2 separate regions of the Homo sapiens genome follow, and region 2 is linked to region 1. Evidence: chromatin contacts called from ENCODE Hi-C data. All regions are on one chromosome and are shown on one strand. Each heading gives the region's core, a stretch centred on a gene start or an enhancer-like site at or near the end of the contact. The rest is flanking DNA. Distances are from core to core; before and after follow the strand shown.

The links. Hi-C counts contacts between places; a loop is a spot of excess contacts on that map. Pooled maps may share reads with other maps.
Region 2: a loop to region 1 is called in a pooled map, with 15 times the contacts of the local background. The contact joins the promoter of CLYBL-AS3 here to the promoter of LINC00391 in region 1. A Hi-C loop is called at or near these places in 2 of 37 single-sample maps with no recorded cell type and 3 of 50 pooled maps.

Annotation. Positions count from the first base shown.
Region 1 is chr13:94,707,229-94,712,318 of GRCh38, reverse strand. It overlaps LINC00391 (long intergenic non-protein coding RNA 391), which reads left to right and starts at 3,818. Exons shown (of 3, transcript NR_170286.1): 1 at 3,818-3,968. SOX21 (SRY-box transcription factor 21) reads left to right here. Exons shown (of 1, transcript NM_007084.4): 1 at 1-2,697. The coding sequence starts at 270. The coding sequence ends at 1,100. RefSeq lists an enhancer at 4,556-5,090.
Region 2 is chr13:99,954,167-99,958,873 of GRCh38, reverse strand. It overlaps CLYBL-AS3 (CLYBL antisense RNA 3), which reads left to right and starts at 1,709. Exons shown (of 5, transcript NR_120421.1): 1 at 1,709-1,791. RefSeq lists enhancers at 679-1,653, 1,654-2,629.

The DNA.
Region 1 (5,090 bases), core at 2,569-5,068:
GCCGCCGCGGGGAGGGGGCACCGCCGAGAAGTTAGAGTGTCCCAGAGACAACCTGCTCGAGCGCTCGGCCGGAGACACTAAGGCGGCCCGGGGCGCGGCGTGGCCCTGGGCTGGTCCCCCAGCCCCCTCCTCCGGGGCGGGAGCGACGCCGGGGCGCGACGAGCCCCGGCCGGCCGAGCGGGTCTCCGCGGGCAGCCAACATTGATTTCCTCCGGGCCGAGGGCGAGGGCCCGGGAGGCGGCGGGCTGCAGCCGCGGCAGGGCGAGAGCATGTCCAAGCCGGTGGACCACGTCAAGCGGCCCATGAACGCCTTCATGGTGTGGTCGCGGGCTCAGCGGCGCAAGATGGCCCAGGAGAACCCCAAGATGCACAACTCGGAGATCAGCAAGCGCTTGGGCGCCGAGTGGAAACTGCTCACAGAGTCGGAGAAGCGGCCGTTCATCGACGAGGCCAAGCGTCTACGCGCCATGCACATGAAGGAGCACCCCGACTACAAGTACCGGCCGCGGCGCAAGCCCAAGACGCTGCTCAAGAAGGACAAGTTCGCCTTCCCGGTGCCCTACGGCCTGGGCGGCGTGGCGGACGCCGAGCACCCTGCGCTCAAGGCGGGCGCCGGGCTGCACGCGGGGGCGGGCGGCGGCCTGGTGCCTGAGTCGCTGCTCGCCAATCCCGAGAAGGCGGCCGCGGCCGCCGCCGCTGCCGCCGCACGCGTCTTCTTCCCGCAGTCGGCCGCTGCCGCCGCCGCTGCCGCCGCCGCCGCCGCCGCGGGCAGCCCCTACTCGCTGCTCGACCTGGGCTCCAAAATGGCAGAGATCTCGTCGTCCTCGTCCGGCCTCCCGTACGCGTCGTCGCTGGGCTACCCGACCGCGGGCGCGGGCGCCTTCCACGGCGCGGCGGCGGCGGCTGCAGCGGCGGCCGCCGCCGCCGGGGGGCACACGCACTCGCACCCCAGCCCGGGCAACCCGGGCTACATGATCCCGTGCAACTGCAGCGCGTGGCCCAGCCCCGGGCTGCAGCCGCCGCTCGCCTACATCCTGCTGCCGGGCATGGGCAAGCCCCAGCTGGACCCCTACCCCGCGGCCTACGCTGCCGCGCTATGACCCCGCGGGGCCGCCTCGCGAGGACCGGTGTGCACACGTGTACATATGTATAGGTACGAGCGCTGCGGCCTCCCCGTGCGCCCTCCCGCGACCGGGGGCCCGGTTTGTATGTACATAGAATGTATAGGTGCCAGGTAGAGGCAGAGAGGCCAGGCGGGGCAGGAGTGGCCAAGCGCGCAAGGGCGCGGGCGAGCAGGCCTGTGAATTCGCAGGATCATTTCAGACCCGCACTTCGGCAGCCAACTCGAAAGCAGGCGGTTGTGTGCGGCAGCAGTTGGCGTTTGCTTTGCACTTCGGAACCTGTTGCGTTTTGACCCACGGAGGTGGAGGAGTAACTTTTTGACATGTTGGCCTTTCCAGTTTTGTTGGAAGTTTCATGGTCGGTTTTGTTTTTGTTTCTCATTCTTCTTCCTCGCCCCTCAGCCCCCCAACCCCCAACCCCCTCCCGGTCCGTGTTGCATGCACGCTGTTCAAATGTGAGGTCTGAAATGGCTGGCACACGGGAAAAGCTGCTTGTGTCATTCGTTTCTGGGAGTGGGATGGCTCTGAGCAGCCTCGCCTCCCTGTTTGTACTATTTGAACTTTGCAGATCTCTGTTCTCTCAAGCAGAACTCCCAACCAGATCCATTCTTGACCAGTGACCGGCTCGAATCTGGCCTTTTGTGTGAGATGATCACGGTTTCTTTTGTTTATCACGCCATTTGCAAATCAGAGCAAGAGCTCTTTCTCAAGGGCAAGAAACGCAAACAAGAAATATTTGTGAGATGAAAGTTGTCAATTGGATTTTCTTCCTAAACAAACAACAACAACAAACTACTAGAAGTCTCCCTGAGTCCACTCGCTTGGATTTCTGACACAGTTTACAAAAAAGGAAAAAGGCACTGCTCCTATTTTCCCTTATGGCTGAGTTCACCTTAAGATTGTAAATGTGTATATGTCAGTGAAAACATTGAGGCTTGGAAAATGTGTTATTTTCGTTGCCCTAAGTTTGAGTCGACTTTAGACTCAAAAACATTTTGAGCGAATATCAAAGTTAACTTTTAAAAATTGCGAAACTATTTCAGAATCGCAATTTTATCGAAGATTAAATCAGACTTTTTTGTCTGGTAATTATATATTTATTATTTAGCAAAACTGAAGAAAAAAAGCACAGAATTGTTTCAACAGATGTCTCTCATTTTCAGCTAGCATTTCTCTCCCAAGTTGAGCTGGTTTAATGTGTTTTGGATTTCCCTCCTCAATTGGCTTATTTTTTAGATCACCTGCAATTCATTTGCAAATTGCAATAAAACACATTTTAGAAAAAAGGAACCTTCAATTATTAGCTTTGTTTCTTTTTAAATGTATATATTTTGACTAATGTTTGTGAATGAAGTTGGCTAACATGTATTTAGTTTCATTTTGGCTTTATGTAATATAAAGTTTTTAAAATTTTAAATATGGTTTTAACCTTTATGTGTAAATGATTTTCTAGTGTGACCTTCTAATTTAATATTAGACGTCTAAGGTATATCTGTAAATTAGAATCCGACTATCACTCTGTTCATTTTTTTTGAACAAAGAGTTTAAATAAAGCCTGAACCAGGGAAAAGAAAAATCTTCTATTTCTTGTTGAGTTCCTAACAAGATTTTTATCTGAATTGCCCTTACGTGCCTGGTCCAGGTGAAGTGTAAGGTATCCTCCAAAGGCACCCTTTGTTTCACTTTTGAATAGATTTACTAGGAAATCTAAATCAAGCCATTGTTATTCAGAGCCAAAAACCTGATTTATCACATTTTTAATCGTGAATAGGAAAGAAGATTTTTAAAAAGCCCAAGTCGTTGTATTAGCTTTAACAACAACAAAAAAAAGGCATTCATGAACCAGTAGAACAGAGCCCATTGAAAACATCCAGACCTTTCAAAGCATTTCACCAGTTTCTAGTAACATTTTAAGAGGGGAAAGTTGCTTGACCACTTTATCTTGTTAGTTGAAGAGCCCCACCACTTAAATCAGTGTAATTTGTTCTCCTATCTTTGGGGTATTCCTTGTTGACACCTTAAGGTTTTATTTGGAAGGATAATCACTACTAACGACAAAGTACAAATTTTGGCCTCTTTAGGACTTAATTTTGTTATGCTAATCGCATTAAAGTAGAAGTATAACATTCAAATGGAGAGGGTTGGATTTCTAGGGCTAGACAAATTGCTACTAAAGTTTGAAAAATCATAAAGGATTTTAATTTTAGACAAGAAATAGAAGACTGTCAGAAAAAAAAAAATAGGAAGATCTCGCCCCCCCGCAACCAAAATGGAAATTCTCAAGATACTATATACAAGTCTTAAACCAGTTTCCCCATTGAGACCATCTCTGGAGCTGCACGTCTTTATAAACGACCCAAGTCTTTAAAGTCATTGTTTTCCCCCAACGGAATAATATTTTAAAAACCATGAAAAGTTTTGGAAATGTGAGAAATAGGCTCTGCTGGTTTGACCCTGATTCACTAATTAAAATGATCCCTCTCCTGTTATTCCCTGAGCTCTTTGCAATATTATAAGTTAATTCATATGGTTCTGAGCGATTATGCAAAACTAATTTGGACTGTCCAGGGGTAATTATCCCTGACACGGTTAATTAAATCCTTTCAAGGCTTCGTCTTTCCCTTTTGTAGCAGCCCATCCCTTCTCAACACGGAACTTCCTGCGGCTCGCTGGAAATCACCCCAGCCCTAAATCTTAGTTACCACCCTGAGCCTTCCAGCTCGGCCGCCTCCTCGGCCTGAAGACTCCCCGCCTCCTCCCGCCCCCTCCCCTTTTCCCAAAGATCAGCGTTTTCTGGGAGAAACGCTCCGGAGTTGTTGATGAATGAGAAGAGGACTGGAAAGATGGGTAAGAGGAGGGGTGAGGATGCCGAGGGGGAGCACCGAGGTCATATCGCCAACAGATTGTGCGGCTGTTTGAGGACCTCCACAGGCCCCACAGACTCGTTTATCACCCATTCTGACTCCAATGGTCTTGCTAACAAGTTGGCGGGTTTTGCGCCTGCAGAGAGCCTCCTGCCAAGTTAGACTGTGCAGAAGTAAGGGGTTGGAGCGGGGGGAGCGGCTCCGGGGCAAGAGGGCGTAGAGAAAGGCCCGGGGGTGGGTGGTGTAAGCGTCTGAAAGTGGCCCACAAATGCAGCGCTGTGATTGGGCAGAGAGCTGCTGCTGGCTCGCGATCTCTATCTCCATCTCTTTATCTATCTCCGTCTCTCTCCCTGTTTCTCCATTTTTCTTTCTTTCCTTCTCTCTCCTTCCTTCCTTCCATCTTTCTTCTTTCCCTTCCTTTTATTCTTCTATTTTCGTTTCTTTTCAAGGTTTTTTTTAAAGCCATGATGCAATTTCTTTGGTATTCACCGTTGTCCCAAAACTTGAAGCAAGCCTCGTATCCAAGGGGCCAGGCATGTTGCTTCGGGCTTTGTGCAAACAGGTGGAATTGCGCTGTGTAAGCAGTAAGAACTGGTGCTGGGGACGCTGTCGCGCGAGGGGGTGGCTTTGGGAGAGCAGGGTTGCTGGCCGCGATTGTTACTTCCCTTGACAATTTCCTCCTCCCCCTCCCCCAAGAAGATAGGAGAAAGCACCGCGGATCTCCCTCTCACCCCAGGCTCGGGGCGCAGAAGATGGAGAGAAGATTCCACTCTCCCCGGAGCAGATAGGGACGGTCGCGCCAGCCAATCAGAGCGCGGCTCGGCGCCGGCGCTCCCGGCCGCCTGGGCCGCCGTGTCCTCCAGGCAAGCGAAGTTCCCGCAACTCGTCCGCCTCGAGGGTCCGCGTCTTTCTTGCGCCCGCGGCCCAGCGGAGGCCGAGGGAGCCGTCCAAACTTTATTAATCTCTCCTCCTTTCTTTCTCCCTCAGCCCAGTGCATCTCAAAGGTCAGCCCTCTTCTTTTAAAAGACTGATATTATTAATGCACTGACAATTCCTCCCCCCCTTTTCTTTTTTCTCTCTTGCAGGGGGGAAAAAAAGGGAAATG
Region 2 (4,707 bases), core at 460-2,959, 5.2 Mb before region 1:
GGGAGGGAAGGCGGGAACAAAATGGGAACAGCTGCCCGGGGCGGGGTCGAGAGAGTGCCCCAAGCACAGCTTTTGGCACATTTTGGAGAGCGCCGCTGGCAAACCGGGGCCAAGCGGGACTCGCTGGGTTGGAAGACCCCCTCTCTTTCGTCGTTCCTGCGTGGGGAAAATGAAAACTCTAGCTCTGCACAAATCCATTAGGCAGGCTGGCGGGGCGTTATTTTACAAAGGGACTCGCTTCTACAAAGAAAGACAAAAGCTTGGTGCAAACAGGCGTCTTGACTGACTTCCACCTCTCCCTACGGTCCCCTTCACAGATCACAAACAAATAAAGCCCAAAGGACCTCAGCCAAGGATCTCCAGATCCAATTTTACAGATGGCGAAACTGAGACCTCAAGCAAGACTCAAATTGATTTTTGTCAATATTCCCCGAAGTCAGAGGTTGAGACCCTCTTTGAGACCAAAGATCCAGGCGGGAGTGGAGTTCTCTTTAAAGTCGCCAACAACCACGCCAAAATGTCCCTTTCCCCTGCCCCCCATTGCAAGTGTTTGATTCAAAGTCAAATGGAAATTGGTTTCAGCAGTTGAAAATTCCTAACATAAAAAAAGGAATGAAGCTTACTGCCAACTGACTGTGGCATAAATGAAATGCATGCTCTGAGAAACTCTGTTAACTATCAGTTCTTGATGAAGAGAGACAAGATTTGGCTGGGCAGAGGGGGCAGGGCATCCCGGCAGATTGATTTCTGCAGCCAGAAGCCCAACAGGCGCCCCCGTCTCCCTATGTGGCGTTTCACCTGGATGTGGGCCTTCTCTTTTACCACACGACCCCTTGTAGGTGGGGGGAGATGCAGTAAAATGCCCTCCCCACCCCCACCCCCGTGTGTGTGTGTGTGTGTGTGTGTGTGTGTGTGTGTGTGTGTGTGGTTAGCACCCTTAGCTTTTGATCCATTTGCAATGTCTGATTCTCCATCTTAAAATGTGTCCATTCAGGGCTCCCTCTGGCCTTTTGGATAAGGGGCGGGTCATGTTTCCACCAAGAGCCATGTTGCAGGAGAACTAGTCCCTACCCTTCCTGCAGAGACTGGAATCTGAGCGCAATGGGTGGCCGGAGAGCTCGCATTCAGACAGCCCTGAGATGCGGGCCTGGGGCCCTACGCCCCATTGGCAGCTGGAGGCGTCGCTCTGGGGCCAAGGAACGCCTGGCCGGGTCAGGACGCGGGCAGAGGTGGGCGGTGGGGCAGCGAGAGAGGGCCGCGCCAGAGCAGCCCACTCCCGCACAGCCTAGGACTGGAGTTCCCAGGCCCAACCGCCTACCTGAGTGATCTGTTTTGCACATCTTTCCTCATTCCTCTTCTCTGCTGTCCCTACCTCCTCTACTTTTTTGCATGAACAGGGCCCAGGCCAGGATAACGGATGCAGAAAGATGGCCTTTTGGCCCGGAACGCACTCTCTCTCGTACGCATACACCCACCTCCCTACCACCCCCCCCACACACACGCTCACGCGCAATTCAACCCCCCCAGCCCAGCCCCAGCCAGTGCACTGGGCACACGCTCGGGATCCAGGCACCTTGCCAAGAGCTCGCGAGCACCCTGCGTGGCACACTGGTTGGAGTTCCTGCACGAAGTGGCGGGGGTGGAGTGAGGAGGGAGGGGTGGGCGGCGGTGCACGCCGCCGACTGCTGGCGGTGAGCACAAGTTCAGTGCTCAACTTCCCGCTCTTAACGAGACCCGGGATCCCTTTGGAGAGGCCCTCGGGAGCTGGCGACAGGGCTGGGAGTGGCGTGGGTAAGCTGGCCGGCGCGGGGCGCGGGCGGCGGGGCACAAGGGCGCTACAAGAAGAGGGCGCGAGGGTGCCCGCGGCCAGCCGGGCGCTCCGAGAAGTCAGCGCGAGCAGCTGTGACTTCACCTATTAGCCCCGATGTCTTTCCGAGGAGCCTGGTGGAGTTAAACAGCCCACAATGGGCGCTCTGGGGCGCCTCCAGCCTGACCTCCACCCGGGTTTAATAGTTTCATAGGAACTTCATTAAATCAATTACTTAGTGAGCACATCATCATTTATTTGTAATTAGCAGCGAGGAGCGCGTTCTCTCCCCCAGCCCGCGGCCCGGGTCCCAGCGGGGTTGACTAGTTGTGCAAGCACTTTTGTTTGCTCGAGTGTTGACTCCCGGCATTATTCGGCCCGGGTAATCTTTACGTCTCAATCTAGTATTCAGGGGGCGAAAGGAAAACAAACAGGGCGCAGGCCGGAGGCCAGCCCTTTGGTCCCAGCCGTCCCAGAACTCGGCCCTCGCTGGGCGTGCAGGGCGCACCTCTGCGGCCCCGGCTCCTCCCGGGAGGAATAGGCGAGAGCGCCACCGGGGCAGAGGGGCAGGAGCCAGCCCGGAGGGTCCAGAAGGAAAGTGGCGAAGGAAGAGGCGATGAAGGAGAGAAAGGAGAAAACCAGCAGCAGGAGCTCTGGGCCTGCAAAACGAGCACAAAAGGGGAACGTCCAGGCTCGCGCACGTGTGCGGGCGGCATTGGAGGGGGAATGCGCGTTGTGCGTGTGTGCAAGTGTATGTCCATGTGTGCATGTGTGTGTGCGCGCGCAGGAAGTGCGTGAAATCACATCCATTTCAGCTGCCCACGGCTGGGCGGAGAGGGGAGTGGGAGCAGGAGGTGCCGGCCTGGCGTGCGCGGAGGCAGCTCTCTGGGTGTCCGAGCTGCAAAAGTGCTTTAATTGGGGGGCTGCAGCCCCGGGCGCAGCTCCACTGCGGCCCACAAATTACGAGCGAGTGGTTAGCGAGGAGCGGGGAGTTGCTGAAAGCCGGGCCAGAACCTGCGCGTGCGGAGCGGCACGAGTAATGGCTCCGCAAGGAGTCGTGATTCCTTTCGAGTGTAATCATCTTTCCCCACACGCCGCAGCGCCGGCCAAATCTCGTTTACATCCAAGGAGTTGCGGCTAGCCGGGCCAGAAACGTGGGCGACACGCCCCTGCGTCCTTGCCCCGGCCCCGATTTCCGCTCCAAGCTGGAAGTCCTTCCAGCATAGGAAACGCTCAACTTCTGGGGCTATCCCAGCTCAGGAAATGGAGGAGGGCGGGGAGGCGAGGGGTCATTGATGAGCCGGCCTGGGTTCCCCCAGGAGCAGGAGAGTGTGAACAACTGTGAGGCGAGGAAAGGCCGTGGGGAAAAACGCTCCTCCAGAGGGCTTCCAGAAGAAACAGTGGCTCCTGGGGATCCTTGAGGTCAGTCTCTTAGACTCCCTGGGGCTGTGAGCTTCTGAGGACCGGGTCCTGAGTTTCTACCTTGGTTCTGGCGGCCAGGCCTGGCTGATCGGGGTCAATACTTGCAGGTAGGGAATGTGCGAAGGCGGTGGTTGCCTTGTGGATTTTCTAACCAGTGGTTTCAGTACAGATCGAATCAGTGTCTGGAGTGTTTGTTCTCTGGTGGGACTGAAGAGGGTTCTGTGGCCCTGTGGTGAGACAGGGTCCGTCCTGGAGCGGGGGTGGGGAGGCAGAGGGCTGGGGTGTGGCCCCCAGGCCTCTCTGGACAGCCCCAGACCTGGAGGCCGCTGGCTATGGCTGTGTCTGGGCGTACACCTGCGCGAGGGCGGTTGTACTCCCGGGAGTGGGAGCTTAGCTTGCTGGGGAGCCTGTCGCGAGCTCTCCTGAGGCCCCCAGTCTGGGGAGCCAACGCCGCCACAGTGCTCTGGGCTCTCAGGAGGGTGTCCTAAGCCTGCAGCTGTCTCACTCCCCCAGTCTTCTTGCTTCCACCTTTCCTCAGGTCTCACCATCAGACACCCATTCTGTTCCTCTCCCTAGCCTCCTTTTCTCAAAGTTGACTCCCGGGTCATTTGGCCTCTACCCCAGGGTCCTAGGTATCCTTTGCTTGCAGGACACAAGGATGAGAGAGGCAGGAGCAGCTAGGATCCTGTTTGAAAATAGGCTTTCTTGGCCTCGCGCGGTGGCTCACGCCTGTAATCCCAGCCCTTTGGGAAGCTGAGGCGGGAGGATCGCTTGAGGTCAGCACCAGCTTGGGCAACATGGTGAAACCCCATCTGTACAAACTATACAAAAATTAGCTGGGCCTGGTGGTGTGCGCCTGTCATTCCAGCTACTTGGGAGGCTGAGGCAGAAGAATCGTTTGAGCTAGGGAGGCGGAGGTTGCAGTGAGCGGAGATGGTGCCACTGCACTCCAGCCTGGGCGATAGGGCAAGACTCAGCCTAAAAAAAAAAAAGGTTTCCCTTCAGCCCCCGTCCCCAGCATGACAGAGCTCCCTGAGCTGCCCAGCTGCTGCTCACCCCGCCATGGTCTGAGAGTCTGGGTCAGCCTGAAAAACAGGAAATTGATCCGGATAAGGACCATCAACCAGCCGGTCAACAATCTGGGAGAAGCACCTTTTAAAATATAAAAAGTGGTTTGTAACTTTGCATACTCCTGTTCCCCCATCCCCAGTGAGTCTGTGCTGAAGAAGTTACAATGGTCAGGCTTCAGGAAGAATTACCAGGAAAAGGAAATCTTAAAGCATAAAGCCAAGTATGATTTTCTTAAAAATACCTGGGAGCCTAACATGATAAACACAAATACTCCTTTGAGTCTGTTGTGCACATTTCTGCTCCAGTGTACAGAATACTTGTGCATGTTAAATATATATTGATCAGACAGGTGCACACACACACACACACACACACACACACACACACAATTATAGCATGTCTAAATC